2 separate regions of the Homo sapiens genome follow, and region 2 is linked to region 1. The links are chromatin loops, found by intact Hi-C in ENCODE. Cell type or tissue: right lobe of liver. All regions are shown on one strand. Links, peaks and the distances in the headings refer to the core of each region. The heading gives the core; the rest is flanking DNA. Region 1 overlaps CASTOR2 (cytosolic arginine sensor for mTORC1 subunit 2). Region 2 overlaps RCC1L (RCC1 like).

The links. A loop is a pair of places that touch in the nucleus more often than their neighbours do. Peaks named below come from ENCODE experiments on the same cell type or tissue, not always from the same donor. Only the 100,000 strongest peaks of a DNase experiment are listed, where the experiment ranks them.
Region 2: a loop joins it to region 1, with 3 times the contacts of the local background. A loop is called at or near these places in 2 of 110 quality-filtered maps.

Annotation. Positions count from the first base shown.
Region 1 is chr7:74,995,980-75,005,244 of GRCh38, reverse strand. All of the region lies in intron 1 of CASTOR2 (cytosolic arginine sensor for mTORC1 subunit 2), which reads right to left. Among named protein-coding and RNA genes, the nearest start is that of CASTOR2, 36 kb to the right of the region's middle. In right lobe of liver, for the core only: no CTCF peak of the experiment used is centred there; a DNase peak (open chromatin) is centred at 4,254.
Region 2 is chr7:75,049,868-75,059,132 of GRCh38, reverse strand. It overlaps RCC1L (RCC1 like), which reads left to right. Exons shown (of 11, transcript NM_030798.5): 7 at 364-545; 8 at 1,517-1,604; 9 at 3,059-3,232; 10 at 6,337-6,422. Among named protein-coding and RNA genes, the nearest start is that of RCC1L, 19 kb to the left of the region's middle. In right lobe of liver, for the core only: no CTCF peak of the experiment used is centred there; no DNase peak of the experiment used is centred there; H3K27ac peaks cover 734 bases.

The DNA of each region.
Region 1 (9,265 bases), core at 729-8,728:
GGCACTGGGAAATTCTGGGGGGATGGGCCTCTTGAGTGTGGCAGTGGTTACAAGATCATATAAATTCACATAAATTTAGGCCGGGTGCGGTGGCTCACGCCTGTAATCCCAGCACTTTGCGAGGCAGTGGTGGTTGGATCACCTGAGGTCAGGAGTTCGAGACCAGCCTGGCCAACATGGTGAAACCCTGTCTCTACAAAAAAATGCAAAAATTAGCCAGGCGTGGCAGTGGGCACCTGTAATCCCAACTACTGGGGAGGCAGAGGCAGAAGACTCACTTGAACCCGGGAGGTGGAGGTTGCAATGAGCCAAGATCACGCCACTACACTCCAGCCTGGGTGACTAGATTCAGACTCCACCTCAAAAAAACAAAAAAACCTCACAAGATCATACAAATTTGTCAAAACCCAAAGAACTATCTGCTAAAAAGGGGTGAATTTGTGAATTACGCTGTATGTAAGTCATACCTTGATAAACTTGAATGTAAAGAAAATGCTTGGCCTGCTGCGGTGGCTCATGCCTGTAATCCCAGCATTTTGGGAGGCTGAGGTGGGCGGATCACTCGAGGTCAGGAGTTTGAGACCAGCCTGGCCAACATGGCAAAACCCCAATTCTACTAAAAATATAAAAATTAGCCCGGCGTGGTGGTGGGCGTCTGTAATCCCAGCCACTTGGGAGGCTGAGGCAGGAGAATTACTTGAACCTGGGAGGTTGCTGTGAGCTGAGATCGTGCCACTGCACTCCAGCCTAGGCAACAGAGCCACTCCATCTCGGGGGGAAAAAAAAAAAAAAGCCTGTGCTAGGGTCATCCATGAGGTGGCCTCTCTCCCCCTGGGAGGGGCGTAAGGCATTCTGCTGGAACAACCACCCACGCTCATCAATTTCCCTCTGGCTCTTCGGTTTTCAAATTACGTCTCAGTCCCTGCCTGTCCCATATCCAATTTGCAAGTATTGCCTGGACACGTGAAATCTATAATTGCTTTGAGGACAACAGCAAATTATCACCACAGTAAGTGGCAATCACTGGTCAGGCCCGGACCCTTCCTAGGGACCCCCAGGAACTCAGAAAGAGCCCTGGACTCCCACAGTCACCAGACTGCCATGAGCTGGTACTCCCTGGGTGGGGCGGGGCTGCCCAGCTGCCCGAGAGCCCCGGGGAGGCAAACAGACGCGGCCCTTGCTCCCGGCGCCCTCGGCTCTGAGGGACACTCCAGAAATAGACCGCACAAATTATTCCGGAGGGCATAAACACCAGCAGAAGGCAACAGCGGCCTGTGTGTAAATGGAGTATAAATATGTTGTTGAAGTGACCTGTCCCCAGGGGCTGAGCTAGGGGACATCTCGGAATGTGCACCTTGGCACGGGTGGGCTTCGGGGAGGGCAGATTAGCCAGAGGCACCGGCTGCCGTTGCTCTGGTCACTACCCTCAGGAGTCAGCCCCCAGACTCCTCCCTCTCCTTGACCTCCTTGTTGTTGTTGTTTTCTGTTTTTTTTTTGAGATGGAGTCTCGCTCTGTTACCCAGGCTGAGTGCAGTGGCGCAATCTCGGCTCACTGCAAGCTCCGCCTCCTGGGTTCACGCCATTCTCCTGCCTCAGCCTCCAGAGTAGCTGAGACTACAGGCGCACGCCACCACGCCCAACTAATTTTTTGTATTTTTAGTAGAGACAGGGTTTCATCGTGTTAGCCAGGATGGTCTCGATCTCCTGACCTCGTGATCTGCCCGCCTCGGCCTCCCAAAGTGCTGGGATTATAGGCGTGAGCCACCATGCCCGGCCTTTTTTTTTTTTCTTTTTTGAGACAGGCTCTTGCTCTGTTGCCCAGGCTGGAGTGCAGTGGCATGATCTTGGCTCACTGTGGCCTTGCCTCCTGGGCTCAAGCAATCCTCCTAGCTCAGCCTCCCAACTAGCTTGGACTACAGGCGTGCATTACCCAAGCCCAGCCGGCTAATTTTTTATTTTTTGTAGAGACAGGGTCTCACTATGTTGCCCCGACTGGTCTTGCACTCCTGAGCTCAAGTGATCCTTCTGCCTTGGCCTCCCAAAGTGCTCGGATTATAGGAGTGAGTCACTGCGCCCAGCCCACACCACTTCTTAATTCAAGCTACAGGTCCCCCTTTGCCTTTGGATTACATCTGCTGTGTTTCTTGTCTTATCAAGCTTAACCCTCCTGTCCTTGCTTCTTGAAGTCATCCCCCTATTGCCGGGCAGTTGGCCATTCCCCAGTCCAAGCACAGCACCCCCTTGCAGGCCATCCTTAGCCTCCCAAGTACCCGGGATTACAGGTGCACACCACCACACCCAGCTAATTTTTTAAATTTTTATAGAGATGGGATCTTGCTATGTTGCCCAGGCGGGTCTTGAACTCCTGGCCTCAAGTGATCCTCCCACCTCCACCTCCCAAAGTGCTGGGATTATGGGTGTGAGCCACTCCACAGGACCCCATGTCTTCTATACTCGAAGGTCACTCTGAGATCCGTTTTCGCCTCTCCACCACTCCCCACAAAGCAAACTCAAGGCTGGACTACCCTCCTGTCTTGTCTCCCTCTTCCACTCCTGGCCTCAACGCCCCTGCCTCCACAGTCTCATGCCTCCAACAGTGACGAATGTTCTTTCTTTTTTATTTGAGATGAAGTTTTGCTCTTGTTGCCCAGGCTGGAGTGCAGTGGTGCCATCTTGGCTCACTGCAACCTCTGCCTCTGGGGTTCAAGAGATTCTCCAGCCTCAGCCTCCCAGGTAGCTGGGATTACAGGCGCCTGCCACCACATCCAGCTAATTTTTTGGAGTTTTTAGCAGAGACAGGGTTTCACCATGTTGGCCAGGCTGGTCTCAAACTCCTGACCTCAGAAGATCCACCCGCCTCAGCCTCCCAAAGTGCTGGGATTACAGGCATGACCCACCTCGCCCAGCCTAAATGTTCTTTCAGCTACCCAGCATAGCCTCCCAACTTTGTTGGCTGAAGATTTCATGTTCATCCTTTAAGACTCAGTTCAAACATCTCCTCTGGGGTAAAACCTTTCCTGGCCAGGCATGGTGGCTCATACCTGTAATCCCAGAACTTTGGGAGGTGGAGGTGAATGGATCTCTTGAGGTTGGGAGTTTGAGACCAGTCTGGCCAACATGGTGAAACCCTGTCTCTACTAAAAATTCAAAAAATAAAATAAAATAAAATAAAACCCTGCCTGATCAACACCAGCCACTTCCTTTCCCTCATCTCCCATCATAGAGGTTGTCCTCCTTTGACAGCCTACAGCCCCACACTATGTCTATTGGATGACTTTCAGGCCACTGTGGACAGCTGGGCTGGTGGTGCATCACAGCCCAAGGATACAGTTCATCTCACAGTCCTATGTGAAGTATGCCCTTAGAGTTGTGCAGTGCACAACCCATCCAACTGCGCATGACAGTGCCGAGTGCTTCCCACAAACTATTACAAATCATACTTTAAGGGTCTACTTCCCTCAGTAGACCACAGCTCTCAGAAGCAAGGACAGAGGGTCCTCCGTACACACACCTTGTATCTGACACTGGCTGGGCATGGAATCAACACTCAAGGATTGCTGAGCGAAAGGATGGACTGTGGCCACACACTTGCCTTCAAAATCAGAGAAGCCTCAAAGAGAACAAACCCTGTCCGCCCTCATGTGGTATCACCTTGACTTAACCCTCCTCTTGGAGAAGCTAAGGTCTCCAGTTCTAATTCTCTCTCCGCCTTTTCTAATGAGTCATGGCCAGGTCCACACCCCAGATGCCGGGCCCCCGGGGTTTGTGGCCTCTCTGTACTCTGCCTACAAAGAGCTGGAAAGAGGAGCAAATGCCAGAAAGTACCCAGTGTGGGTGCTAAGTGCTGTTAAAAAACTCCAGGTGGGAGGCCGGGCGCAGTGGCTCACATCTGTAATCTCAGCACTTGTGGAGGCCAAGGCAGGGGTATCACTTGAGCCCAGGAGTTTGAGACCAGCCTGGGCAACATGGTAAGACTCCATCTCTACAAAAAAATTTAAAAATTACCTGAGCATGGTGGTGTGCCCCTGTAGTCTCAGCTACTCAGGAGGCAGAGGTGGGAGGATCACTTGGGCCTGGGAGGCGGAGGTTGCAGTGAGCCGTGATTGCACCACTGCACTCCAGGCTGGGTGACACAGTGAGATCCTGTCTTAAAAAAATAAAATAAAAGATGCAGGCTTGATTCCTGCAGGGTCACCATGCCCTGTGTCAGCCAGACTCTGCCAAGGTCACCTGCTAGCTTGCCTGGGAACAAGCCAGGACCTTTGGAATTAACGGCCTGGCCTGCCGGGTGCGGTGGATCATGCCTGTAATGCCAGCACTTTGGGAGGCAGAGGCAGGTGGCTCACCTGAGGTCAGGAGTTCGAGACCAGCCTGGCCAACATGGTGAAACCCCATCTCTACCTCTACTAAAAATACAAAAAATTAGCCAGGTGTGGTGGTGCACACCTGTAGTCCCAGCTACTCGGGAGGCTGATGCAGAATTGCTTGAACCGGGGAGGTGGAGACTGCAGTTGAGTCGAGATTGTGCCACTGCACTCCAGACTGGGTGACAGAGCGAGACTCCATCTCAAAAACAAACAAACAAACAAAAAAGAGCCTGGCCAGCGGGGTTTTGAAACAAGCCCAGAGCCTTCACTGCTCAAGTGACCCACCCACCCAAACCAGAGAGGCTCTGCAAACATGCCCCAAGACAGGTGTCTTGGATGTTATGGGCGCCTGTTTACAAAACATTCTCGGGCCTTACTTAAAGCAGGTCCTTTCTCAGCCCACTTGGGATTACAGCACCAGCCTGGAAGGACAGGGGTGTTTCTTGCAAAGTGTGGCCCGTTCTGTCTGGAATGAGGGAGTTTGGCCACATCTCCTGCAGCCTATCCAAGTGAGGGAATGAAGGGATCAGGGCCTCACCTGCTTCTGGAGACCGCCCACCCCTGCCCCTGCCAGCCAACTTCTGGCTGCCTCCCTGCTGATGTTTTACTGATGTGGCTAATAGTAGCATTCATGCATTCATTCATTCCTTTAGAGACAGTGTCTTGCTCTGTCACCCAGGCTGGAGTGCACTGGCATGATCATAGTTCACTGCAGCCTCCAACTCCTGGGCTCAAGCGATCCTCCCACCTCAGCCTCCTGAGTAGCTGGGACTATAGATGCACATCACCATGGCTGGCTAATTTTTAAATGTTTGTGGAGACGGGGTCTTGCTATATTGCCCAGGCTGGTCTCGAATTCCTGACCTCAAGCGATCCTCCCAAGCCTCGGCCTCCCAAAGTACTGGGATTACAGTTGCGAGCCAGTGCACCCAGCTGACAGGGGCCTTTTAAAACACGCAGTGAGTGGCCGGGCGCAGTGGCTCATGCCTGTAATCCCAGCACTTTGGAAGGCCAAGGCAGGCGGATCACAAGGTCAAGAGATCAAGACCATCCGGGACAAGGTGAAACCCCGTCTCTACTAAAAATACAAAAATTAGCTGGGCATGGTGGTGTGCACCTGTAGTCCCAGCTACTCGGGAGGCTGGGGCGAGAGAATCACTTGAATCTGGGAGGCAGGGGTTGCAGTGAGCCAAGATCACGCCACTGCACTCCAGCTTGGAGACAGAGCGAGATTCCGTCTCAAAAAAAAAAAAAAAAAAAAAAAAAAAAAAAAAAAGCAGTGAGTGATAGAAGTGTTTCGGGGCCACAGTTCATGGGGCTTTTCTTCCCAGAGGAAAATCAGGGGGAGGGTGAGTGCCCAGCTTTGTTCTGCTAACCAGCTGCAGCTTTTTCATCTGTTTCTCCTGGGTTTTCAATGGGTCTCTCCTGTTATTTACATTTCATTTCTCCTGTCCTTAGCAACTAGAAGCTGCCCTTTCAAGTTTTACTTAGAAAAAGGCCCTTAATTGGTTCTGCAATTGGAAGGGCGATCCTGAACAGGAGTTATTTTGCCTTAAGATAGAAAATAAGGTCGGGCGCGGTGGCTCATGCTTGTAATCCCAGCACTTGGGGAAGCCGAGGCGGGTGGATCACGAGGTCAGGAGATCGAGACCATCCTGGCTAACACGGTTAAACCCTGTCTCTACTAAAAAAAATAAAAATAAAAATACAAAAAATTAGCTGGGCATGGTGGCGGGCGCCTGTAGTCCCAGCTACTCGGGAGGCTGAGGCAGGAGAATGGTGTGAGCACAGGAGGTGGAGCTTGCAGTGAGCTGAGATCGCGCCACTGCACCCCAGCCTGGGCAACAGAGCGAGACTCCATCTCAAAAAACAAAAAAAAAAGATAGAAAATAAAATGTGCTTGTGTCACGGGCGACCAGGAGAATCCAATCAGACAGCGTGGGTGATGGTGTTTGGCAAATTCCAGGGTGATTATGGAGAGGCAGCGTTACCAAAGGGGACGGATAGGGCAGAAGAAATCACAAAGATCTGGGGGAAAGCCCCAGGAACCCAGGCTCCCCTCCAGGAGATCTCAGTCCTTGTAGACAAGAGTATACCTTCTGCTTGTCAGGTCTTGGTGCAAAATAATCACTGATTTTGGATCTCCCCAATTCTCATGGTCCCCAGCCCAACTTCCTTTCACCCCCACCAGCCTATCACCTCCCTAGCCATGGTGATATCCATCATAGTACTGAGATTAATCACTTCCACGTCTGTCTGCCTTTTTTTTTTTTTTTTGAGATGGAGTCTCACTGTCGCCCAGGCTGGAGTGCAGTGGTGCGATCTCGGCTCACTGCAACTTCTGTCTCCCATGTTCAAGCGATTCTCCTGCCTCAGCTCCCCGAGTAGCCGGGATTACAGGCGTGTGCCACCATGCCCCGCTAATTTTGTATTTTTAGTAGAGATGGGGTTTCGCCATGTTGGCCAGGCTGGTCTCCAACCCCTGACCTCAGGTGATCCACCCACCTCAGCCTCCCAAAGTGCTGGGATTACAAGTGTGAGCCACCGTGCCCGGCCCCATTTCTGTCTTTGCGAGCAAGAGACAAGGCTGCATCTCCTCCTCCAGGGCCGCCATGCCCAGCACAGGGCTTGGTACGAGGTCTGTAATCAGTGTGACCTTAATGAATGTGCTGTAGAATGATTCCCATTTCACAGACGGGAAAACCGAAGCTTAGTTGGGTTAAAGGAGTTAGCTGCCTGGGGTCTGCCGAGCCGGGGCTGAACTGCCTCTATGGGTTGGGGGCTTTCTGAAGGCAGGGGGGACTTGTAGCATACGCCCCATGACTCAGCATTTCCATTCTGAGACATCCACCCTTTACAGATATGTAACGGGAGACACAGACAAGAGGATCCGTGACAGCCTGTTCTCAGTAACAAAAACCTGGCCACAGCCCAGACGCCCATCAGCAGAAGAGGACATGAAGAATGGCAGAATATTACCCAGCAGGCAACACATGAACCATCCACAGTGTTAAGCAAAGAGATAAACAAGTGTCAGCAATGTCACAGCACTGTGGGTTGAAAAACAAGTCCCCAGACATTGTGTATGGCAGGGTAGACTTTTTACAGAGTTACAAGTACCTATGATTAAAAAAAAAAAACAAAAACACCTGGTCAGGCACAGTGGTTCATGCCTGTAATCCCATCACTTTGGGGAGGCCAAGGCAAGCAGATCACTTGAGGTCAGGAGTTCGAGCCCAGCCTGGCCAACATGGTGAAAACCCATCTCTACTAAAAATACAAAAATTAGCCTGGCATAGTGGCACATGCCTGTAATCCTAGCTACTTGGGGGGCTGAAGCACAAGAATCGCTTGAACCTGGGAGTTCGAGGCTGCAGTGAGCTAAGATCACGCCACTGCTCTCCGGACTAGCAAGACTCTGTCTCAAAAAAAAAAAAAAAGGCAATGCTTTGGAGTTGGCAGTCCGATCCTGTGGTCTTGGGCATATTTACACAGCTCCTGAGCCTGTTCCCCAAACTTCCAAGAGGGGTATCTACTGTCTGCCTTCAGGAACCAGGGTGAGGAATCAATGTCCCTTTGCAGATAAAAGCACCAGGTGACCAGCCTGGGCAACACAGTGAGATCCTGTCTCTACAAAAAATAATCTAAAAAAAAATATTAGCAGGGCCTGGTAACATGCACCTGTAGTCCCAGCTACTCAGGAGGCTGAGGAAGGAGGATTGCTCGAGCCCAGGAGGTCGAGGCTGCAGTGATGAGCTATGATTGCACCACTGCACTCCAACCTAGGTGACAGTGTAAGACCTTGTCTCAAAAATAAAAAATAAAATTAAAAAAGCACCAGGCGGCTGGGCGCGGTGGCTCATGCCTGTAATCCCAGCACTTTGGGAGGCCGAGGGGGGTGGTTCACCTGAGGTCAGGAGTTTGAGACCAACCTGGCCAACATGGTGAAACCCCGTCTCTACTAAAAACACACACAAAAAAATTAGCCGGGCGTGGTGGCAGGCACCTGTAATCCCAGCTACTCAGGAGGCTGAGGCGGAAGAATTGCTTGAACCTGGGAGGCGAAGGTTGCAGTGAGCCGAGATCGCGCCACTGCACTCCAGCCTGGGTGACAGAGTAAGATTCTGTCTCCAAAAAAAAAAAAAAAAAAAAAAAAAAAAAAGCACCAGGCATGCTGTGGTTGCTTTCATAAACAGCATCCATGCATCCATTTCTGGTTTTGGTTAATGGCACGACACTTCCCTGGTCTTTCCCTGACATAACCAGAAGCTCATTCAACCTTCTGTGTTCCTTACACCAGAGCTGAGAACGCACACCGAGACACACAACCTCTGACCTTTCCAAGCATGCAGACAGTTTTGTGTCAACATGCTGAAGACCACAATGGAAATATTTGACCCTAAAGCAACCTGCAGTCCTGCCCTGACACTATGAATTGGGACGCAACATTCTCTGGAGGCCTTGCTATTAAAGGACTTTGGGGACACGCTGGGGCATGGGCTGGAGTTGTTGTCCTGTCACATGGTAACTCTCGGAGTGGCCCTGGTTCCCGGTCACACTCATCTCCTGCGGCCACCACCACTCCAACCCTACCGTGTACTGCTGGCCTGTGGGGCTGGGTGTTCCTGGGGGCCCCTCGGCTGGCCCCATCCTTAGATGACCCCTGCCCAAACTCACCCTCAGCAAAGACATGCAGCTCAGAAATCCCCCTTTCCTGCCACCGGGGCCCATCTACCCATTGCTGGGTGAGCTTAACCCTCCCTCCCCCAGACCTCTTCCACCCCTGCCCCTCTGCCACGCTCAGCACCCCAACACACACCCCAGATTTCCTAAGACACAGACCAACTGGGGAGGGCACCCTCTCAGAAAGTCTCTGATCATTCGCCCATCTTTTTTTT
Region 2 (9,265 bases), core at 574-8,573, 54 kb before region 1:
GAACCTCCACCTCCTAGGTTCAAGTGATTCTTGTGCCTCAGCCTTCTGAGTAGCTGAGATTACAGGCATGTACCATTATGCCCTAATAATTTTTTTGTAATTTTTTTTTTTTTTTTTAAGTAGAGACAGGGTTTCGCCATGTTGACCAGGCTGATCTCGAACTCCTGACCTCAAGTGATCTGCCCATCTCAGCCTCTGAAAGTGGTGGGATTACAGGCGTGAGCCACTGCACCCAGCCCCAGACTGGGATTTCTGAGCTGATACTTGTTAAGTGCTTAAAACTGCACTTGGCATATAGTAAGTCTGCCTATGTGTTTGTTAAAAGAGCGAATAATTAAAAATCTGTATTTTCCACTGTGTTAGGTCTGGGTCACTACAATATCACCAGCTCGCCCACCAAGCTGGGTGGAGACCTGGCGGGAGTGAACGTTATCCAAGTTGCCACCTACGGTGATTGCTGCCTGGCCGTGTCCGCCGACGGAGGACTTTTTGGTTGGGGAAACTCGGAGTACCTGCAGCTGGCCTCTGTCACTGACTCCACACAGGTATGCAGTCGCCGACAGCGTGGTGCTGGGAGGTTTGGAAACATTAAAGTGTTAAGGGGCCGGGTGTGGTGGCTCACACCTGTAATCCCAGCACTTTGGAAGGCCGAGACAGGCAGATGGCTTGAGGTCAGGAGTTCAGGACCAGCCTGGGCAACATGGCAAAACCCCATCTCTACCAAAAAAATACAAAAATTAGCCAGGTGTGGTGGTGCATGCCTGTAATCCCAGGTACTGGGGAGGCTGAGGCATGAGAATTGAATCGCTTGCAGATTGCAGTGAGCTGAGATCGTGCCACCACATTCCAGCCTGGGTGACAGAGCAAGACTCTGTCTCGAAAAAAAAGAGCAAATAGGCTGGGCGTGGTGGCTCACGCCTGTAATCCCAGCGCTTTGGGAGGCCAAGGCAGGCAGATCACCTGAGGTCAGGAGTTCGAGACCAGCCTGGCCAACCTGGTGAAACCCCGTCTCTACTAAAAAAAAATACAAAAATACCACCTCCACCTCCTGGGTACAAGCAATTCTCCTGGCTCAGCCCCCCGAGTAGCTGGGACTACAGGCACTTGCCACCACGCCCAGCTAACTTTTGTATTTTTAATAGAGACAGGGTTTCACCATGTTGGCCAGGCTGGTCTCGAACTCCTGACCTCAAGTGATCCACCTGCCTCCGCCTCCCAGAGTGCTAGGATTACAGGCGTGAGCCACCACACCCGGCCACAAATGTCATTTTATGTTAATTTTGGTTGACATCTGCCTCGTCCACTAGACTAGAACTCTCTGAGGGTGGAAACTGGGCCTCTTTTGCTTCCCATTCTACCCCAGCACCTAGTATGATGCTTGGCATGTGATGTTCAGGAAGTATCTGTGGAGTGAATGAATGAACTAGGACTCAGCTACTCTGTACCTAAGACCAGAACACTTCCCGGTCCTTACTGGCTTGCTTTCCTAACAGTGTGGCTCCTTTCTTTGGTTCAGGTGAATGTGCCCCGCTGCTTACACTTCTCAGGAGTGGGGAAGGTGCGACAGGCTGCATGCGGTGGCACGGGCTGTGCAGTGTTAAACGGTGAGACCTTCTTTCCGGTGGCTCATTGGGAAGCTGTAGGTAGATTACATAGGGAGTGGTCAGTGTCCATTGGATTTGCAGGCCGTAGACCTTAGCCTTAGGAGGGTAACATGGCTGGGCGCGGTGGCTCACATCTGTAATCCCAGCACTTTGGGGAACTGATGCAGGAGGATTGCTTGAGGCCAGGAGTTCCAGACCAGCCTGGACAACATAACGAGACCCTGTCTCTACCAAAAAATGGAGAAATTAGCTGGAAGGCTGGGTGTGGTGGCTCACACCTGTAATCTCAGCACTTTGGGAGGCCAAGGCAGGCAGATCACCTGAGGTCAGGAGTTCAAGACCAGCCTGGCCAACGTGGTGAAACCCTGACTCTACTAAAAATAGAAAAATTAGCCAGACATGGTGGTACATGCTTGTAATCCTAGTACTTGGAAGGCTAAGGTGGGAGGATTGCTTGGACCCAGGAGGCAGAGGTTGTAGTGAGCCGAGATTGCGCCACTGCACTCCAGCCTGGATGACTCTGTCTCAATAGAAAAAGAAAAAATGAAAAATTAGCTGGGCATGGTGGTGCACACCTGTAGTCCCAGCTACTCAGAAGGCTGAGGCAGAAAGGTCCCTTGAGCCCAGGAGTTCGAGCTGCAGTGAGCTATGATCATGCCACTGCACTGGGCAACACGGTGAGACCCTGTTTCAAAAAAGGAAGGGACTATGGCCATGGGAAGATGGCATTGGATTAGAAGATGGCATTACAGGGTGTGAATGAAGTTCTTAACAAAAAGCGAATAGTCTGCGATTTATCTGTAGATACATGGCCACAGAGCTGAGTCATCCTAGAGCAAACCTCTGGAGTGGAGAGCGAACTACTTCATTCCCCTCCCTTAGCCTGGGCCAGAGAGACTCCAGCTCTGCCTTCTCCAGCCAAAAAATCAAAGGCAGATGGGAGAACAGCCTTCAGCTTTGGATAACGATGAAATATCTGGCACCACTGATGAATATTAAACTTTCTATAACCAAAACATCATTTCTAAGAGTTTTAAGAATCTGGCCAGACATTGTTGATGTGTTTGGCCTTCTGATCAGTGTGAAACACAGAGCTGTCATTAGGGGGAGAAAACATCCTCCAATTCTCTGGTATTCGTATGGGTTTTCTGGATGATTTATACGCTCGTCCCTTCCAGGTTACTAACCCTCAAGATGTGGGAAGTTTGTGTTCTGAGCCAGGAGAGCTGGCGAGACAGACTCCCCCAGCAAGAATTTAAGCAGGGGAGAGAGAATTATTATTCTAAATCTCTGTCTGCATGTTCTTGCCAAGCAAGGAGGAAAAAAACAAAACAAAAAAAAAACAAAAAAAAACCGTGTGGATGTCATAAACCTTGGTGGTGTAGTTTGAGTTTCTGGTGAGGGAGGTTCTTACTTGGATGGACTTACTGACCCTTGTTTTTACTGTAATGTAGGAGAAGGACATGTTTTTGTCTGGGGCTATGGAATTCTTGGGAAAGGTCCAAACCTAGTGGAAAGTGCCGTCCCTGAAATGATTCCACCCACTCTCTTTGGCTTGACGGAGTTCAACCCAGAAATCCAGGTTTCCCGCATCCGATGTGGACTCAGCCACTTTGCTGCACTGACCAGTAAGTTACCAAGCCCGGTGGCCCTGGTGTGAGCCCAGCAGAGGTTCTCTGTCTCCAGTTCAACCCCAAACTGCGGGCAGCTCTCAGGTTCCACCCATCCAACAGAACGGCGCCTTTGTACTGATAACTCAAGCAAGGGCTAAGCCAGAAGTTGTTTGCCTCGAGGTTGTATAATGTCTTGTTTTCCCCCCCTGGAGTTTTAATTTTGGTTCGTTTGGTTTGTGGGTAGGCTAACGTGAACGTGCATTTTCTCAAGAGAGCACCCGTCGGTGGTAGGAAGGGGCATTGCTAGTACGTCGGGTGCTGGAGGAAACCAGCAGAGGCTTGGCGGATCCATGGGTGGGTGATTAGGAAGTGAATGTGTGGGGCTTAATCCCATTCCCTGGCCGAGCCCAGACCCTGATCTGACCCAGGATATGGGATGGCAAAAGGCCGATTTGTCAGACTGTCCCGTGGTTTCACGGAGGTAAATCTACCGATTTCTCCAAAGTGCCGGGGTAGAGAATGATGAAAGGGGAGAGCAAAATGGAGGTTTTTCCCAAAGGCCTGCCAGATTACAAAGCCACAGAATATCCGCTTACCCTGCAGGGTAAGGGTAAGGAATGTGTCCTTTTCTTGGTTACATCTCTTACTCCACCACAGTTACCGTGGGTTCAATTTGCTGCTCTTTAGTTGACTCGAATAGTAAAACTGTCCTGAATTAATTTCATTCTGTGATTCTCAAGTAAATTAGTTATTTCCTTGCAATTAAAAGAATCTTTTCATCTCATGGCAAGTAATTGTTTTCTTTTTAAACATCCAGGCCGGGACAGTCAGTTGGTGTCATCTTTGGTTGAGTTCTCTGGCCTCATTCCCACGTGGGGCCTGTCCCAGATGCTCACCCTCTGTACCAGGGTCCTAACTGCTATTCACTTATTGTCTGAATTCCAGGCTCCAGAGGCCGTCAAACAGGCAGGCCTGGGTTGTTATGGCTGCCAGCTGGAGTTTTATCTGGCTCTAGGCTGAAGCACTGAAGTGGCAGTGGTCATGACTAAGCCAGAGAATTCCTGGCCACTGCCCAGCCAGAGTGGCCACTTGCATTTGCAGCTGAGTGTAGGTCTCATGAATTCTTTTTTTTTGAGTTGGAGTCTCACTCTTGTTGCCCAGGCTGGAGTGCAATGGCGCGATCTTGGCTCACTGCAACCTCCGCCTCCCGAGTTCAAACGATTCTCCTGCCTCAGCCTCCCAAGTAGCTGGGATTACAGGCACACACCACCACGCCCGGCTAATTCAGTGTCATGAATTCTTAAAGCTATTTTGATTTGATAAATAAGAGTCGTATGGACTAATTTTGGGGGAAACAAATATCTACTTTCCAGAAAGTTCTTAAGGCCTCAACTATGGGCAGAGACACATGTTTAGAAATCTGTGTGAAGCATTTGACTAGAGCAGAGGCTTTTCTATTTGCCCTCATGCCATGTAGCCATTTCAGGTCACAGCGAAATGAAATTCCTTTCTGGATTTCTCCCCGAGACTTAACAGGCCTCCTTCTAAGGGTGAGTTACTGCCTGTTGGTAGACAGAGCCTAGCTGTCTTCCTGCCTGTGTGCCTGGCATTTGCAGATAGCCATCTGGGAATTAGAGTTGGTTGGTTTATCCTGTGGTCTGCTAGCATTTTGGGGAGCCAGGCCGAATTGTTCTATTAAACACCTAAGGGCTAGCTGGGTGCAGTGGCTCATGCTTGTAATCCCAGCACTTTGGGAGGCCAAGATGAGAGGATCCCTCAAAGCCCAGGAGTTCGAGACTAGCCTAGGCAACATAGTGAGATCCCTTTTCTACAAAAAATACAGAAATTAGCTGGGTGTGGTGGTGTGCGCCTGTAGTCCCAGCTACTCTGGAGGCTGAGGTGGAAGGACTGCTTGAGTTTGAGAGTTCAAGGCTGCAGTGAGCTATGTTTGTGCCACTGCGTCGCAGCCTGGGCAGCAGAGTGAGACCCTGTCTCAAAAGCAAACAAACACACACACACAAAAACTATCTAAGGTCTGAGTGTGGAGAACAAGGGGCATGCTTAGATCAGGGGCCTAAGACAGCTTGTAATTATTCCGTACTTCATCAGCCCCAGGTCTTGTAGTCCTGGCTTTTCCATGTCACTTCCTCTGCCTCCCATGACCCAAGCCTTTTGCCCAACAGCTGATGGTGACATGGGCCCAGGAGTGCCCCAGCTGGTGCAGACAGAGTCCCACCTGAAGGCCGGGCTAGGAGAGGCCATCTCCTGGGTTGACCTCTTAAACAGCATCTTGTACTTTTTCTTCATGACAGTTTTTACAGTTTGTAAACATATATTAAAATCATCTGTCTGTTCCGTCTCTGGCCAGTCCCCAGCTCCTGGAACACAGACCTAGACCCAGCACAAGCAGGCACTTGGTCATTAGATGCCCTGTGGCTGAATGCTCCCAAGATATGGACAATCAATCCAGGAATGACAAATTGTCTTACTTTTCACTGTCAAATCAGGAAGCCCAGGGTGTCGCCAGGATTTGTGGAAGGCAGAGTTTGGTGGCACACGATTGTGGGCGGGGCACAAGGGGTGAGCAGAGTGGGCCGTGTGCATCAGTGACCTCCAGCCCCGTGCACCACCCCCAGACCCCAGCTCCATGCACCACCCCCAGACCTGTCCACCACCCCCAGACCCCAACTCCATGCACTACCCCCAGCCCTGTCCACCACCCCCAGACCCCAGCTCCATGCACCACCCCCAGCCCTGTCCACCACCCCCAGACCCCAGCTCCATGCACCACCCCCAGCCCCGTGCACCACCCCCAGACCCCAGCTCCATGCATCACCCCCAGCCCCGTGCACTGCCCCCTGCCCCATCTTCATTTGAGTGCTCATCTCCCACGTGGGTGGATGCAGCAGAAGTCCTGGCCGTGGATGTGTTTTCGATATGGGGACAGCATCTCAGACCCTTACTTTTGCCTTCAAAGAAAGCATGAACGCCTGGTAAAAGCTGAACAGTGGGCTCTGTAGGTATCTGGTTCTAGAAAGCCTGTTCTCATGACCCATCCTCTCCTTGGAGACTTGTTCTTCACACAGTCCCAACCAACCCCTGTTTTCCTCCCTTTGCAGACAAAGGAGAGCTGTTTGTATGGGGCAAGAACATCCGAGGGTGCCTGGGAATCGGTCGCCTGGAGGACCAGTATTTCCCATGGAGGGTAAGGCTGGCCGGGGAGGTCTTGAGAATGGATGCTAAGAGTAGAGTCACCTGACGTCACTGCAGACACCTCGCGTGCAGATGGGCCAGGACGAGGGCCATGGGACCTGCTCCCCCTTCCGGGTCCTGGCTGCACTCCTGCAGCGCGGCATGCTATGTCATTGCACACTCTGTGGTGACACCCATGAGATACCCGTGGTGCATCTGCATGGTGTGATGCGTGGGGGAGTGACACCAGGCTTCTTGGGGTGCAGGAGCTGGGTCAACCCATCCCGGCCCACTGACTGGGAGGTTGGAGGGAGTAGCCCACTCAAGCATCCAGTCCTATAAGAAGCCCTGTCGGAGGCCATCCTTGGGGTGGATCGGGGAAACAGAGGCACGATGGTGCAAAGGCTCTGGTAGGGTGCCATGAGGCTCCGGAGAGGGGGAGATATTGGATGAAGTTGGCACGCTAGAAGCTGTTTACAGAAGCCCATGTGGGGGAATGCTTCACAATGAATTTAAAAGAAAGCAGGATGTTTAATATTTAGATGGCCCAACCGCAGCTATGAAGTGAAAAAATAAAGTCGCTTCCTTAGGGGCGGTAGTATGCAATTAGACAAAAAGGCTCCTTCCAGAATTACAGGGGAAGAGACGCTCATTCTAAAATTGTAGTTTACCTTAGTGTTGTTTACTAAGTCAGTTCTTTAAGGCATTCTAAAAAAGGAGGTTTTTGGGGTTTTTTGAACATGAAACATATGTTCATGGTACAAAAAAATGCACTATGGAAAATGAGTCTCCCACCACCCAGTTTTTGTTCCAGAGGCAGCCACTGGTCCTGATTTCTTTATGTTCCTTTCCAGAGATAGTCTCTGCATAGAGACTGGTGTGCATGCGTGCTTTGTGTGTGTGTGCCTGTGAGTACATACATGTGTGTGCAGTGTGCATATGGGTGTATTTTATCAGAAGGTTGGATTTTAATTTGTTTTGAAATTGTGAAAAGCGTTTTTAAAAAGGACTTGCACCAGGTGTGGTGTCTCACACCTGTAATCCCAGCGCTTGGGGAGGCCCAGGTGGGTGGATCACAAGGTCAGGAGTTCGAGACCAGTCTGACCAACATGATGAAACCCCATGTCTATTAAAAATACAAAAATTAGCCAGGCATGGTGGCACACGCCTGTAATCCCAGCTACTTGGGAGGCTGAGGCAGGAAATCACTTGAACCCGGGAGGCAGAGGTTGCAGTGAGCCAAGATCAGACGCTGCTGCACTCCAGCCTGGGCAACAGAGGGAGACTGTGTCTCAAAAAAAAACAAAGGACTTGCAAAAGAAATGTGTATATATATATGTGTGTATATATATATGTGTGTATATATATGTGTGTGTGTATATATATGTGTGTGTGTGTGTATATATGTGTGTATATATATATGTATGTATTTATATGTGTGTGTATATATGTGTGTATATATACACACACACATATAAATATATATACATATATAATACATTTATATTATACGTTTATATATATTAAATATATATATATATATATTTTTTCCAAGACTATCGGTGGAGGCTCTGAGAAAGCAAGTTGAAATGGAGACTTTAACTTTGTTTTTTTGTTTTTGCTTATTATGAGACAGGGTCTCACTTTTATCACTCAGGCTGGATTGCAGTGATGTGATCACAGCTCACTGCAGCCTTGACCTTCCTGGGCTCAGGTGATCCTCCCACCTCAGCCTCCTGAATAGCTGGGACCACAGGCGTACACCACCACACCTGACAAATTTTTTTATTTTTAGTAGAGATGGGAGTCTCACTATGTTGCCCAGGCTGGTCTCAAACTTCCGGCTTCAAGCAATCTGCCTCCCTCAGCTTCCCAAAGTGCTGGGATTACAGGCATGACCCATCACGCCCGGGCGACTTTAGCCTTGTTGGAAAGCTGTTTGTATAATAGAGTTGTTCCCAAGGTGGTGGGGCTTGCCGGCTTTCTCCTGAGCCTGGAAACTGCCGGTGTGAGGAACAGAGAGTCGGGCAGTGGGTGTGGCTCAGATAATGTGAGCATCAGTCATCTACATGCCCACTTGCTTTCTCACTGACTCCTCTCTTCTCTCACTTTGCCCTTTCTTTCGAAAAGGACTTCCTTCTGAGGGGGGAACTTGGGAAACAGTTAAAGCAGCCGGGTTTTGGGTGAAAGAACGCTGACGAGGGTCTGCCCCCCGCCCTCATTTCCTTCAAATCAGAGTGATCAGCCTGAGATTTGACTCAGGTCACGTTGCCCCTGCCATAAGGGCATGTGCAAAGCGCTGGTCCCTGTGCGGGCAGGGAGTGGCCGGAGCCCGATCCCGTTGACATTCCATCTGGGTCACTTGCCCTGGCTCGCCACACACCAAGTGTCCTTCTGGTCATTTGCTTTTTATTTTTATTTTTATTTTATTATTATTGTTTTGAGATGGAGTCTTGCTCTGTTGCCCAGGCTTGAGTGCAGTGGCATGATCTCAGCTCACTGAAACCTCCACCTTCCGGGTTCAAGTGATTCTCCTTCCTCAGCCTCCCTGGTAGCTGGGATTACAGGTGCATGCCACGACGCCTGGCTATCATTTGCTTTTTAAACACATTTGTGCCTTTGGGAAAAGAGCACCCCAGCCTGTCCCCGTGACGGCGGCATTTGGCGCCAAACCATTGTCCTTCCTCTTGCACATTCAGGGAGCCCCTAAGGGTTTGTGCACGGAGTGGCCTCGACCCCTGTCCTCTTTGGATTGGGGTGGGAGAGTCCAGTCCCTTCTGATGACTCACTTAAAAAAAAAATTACAAGTGATTTTTCTTTTCTTTGTTTTGTTTGTTTGTTCTTTTAGACAGGGTC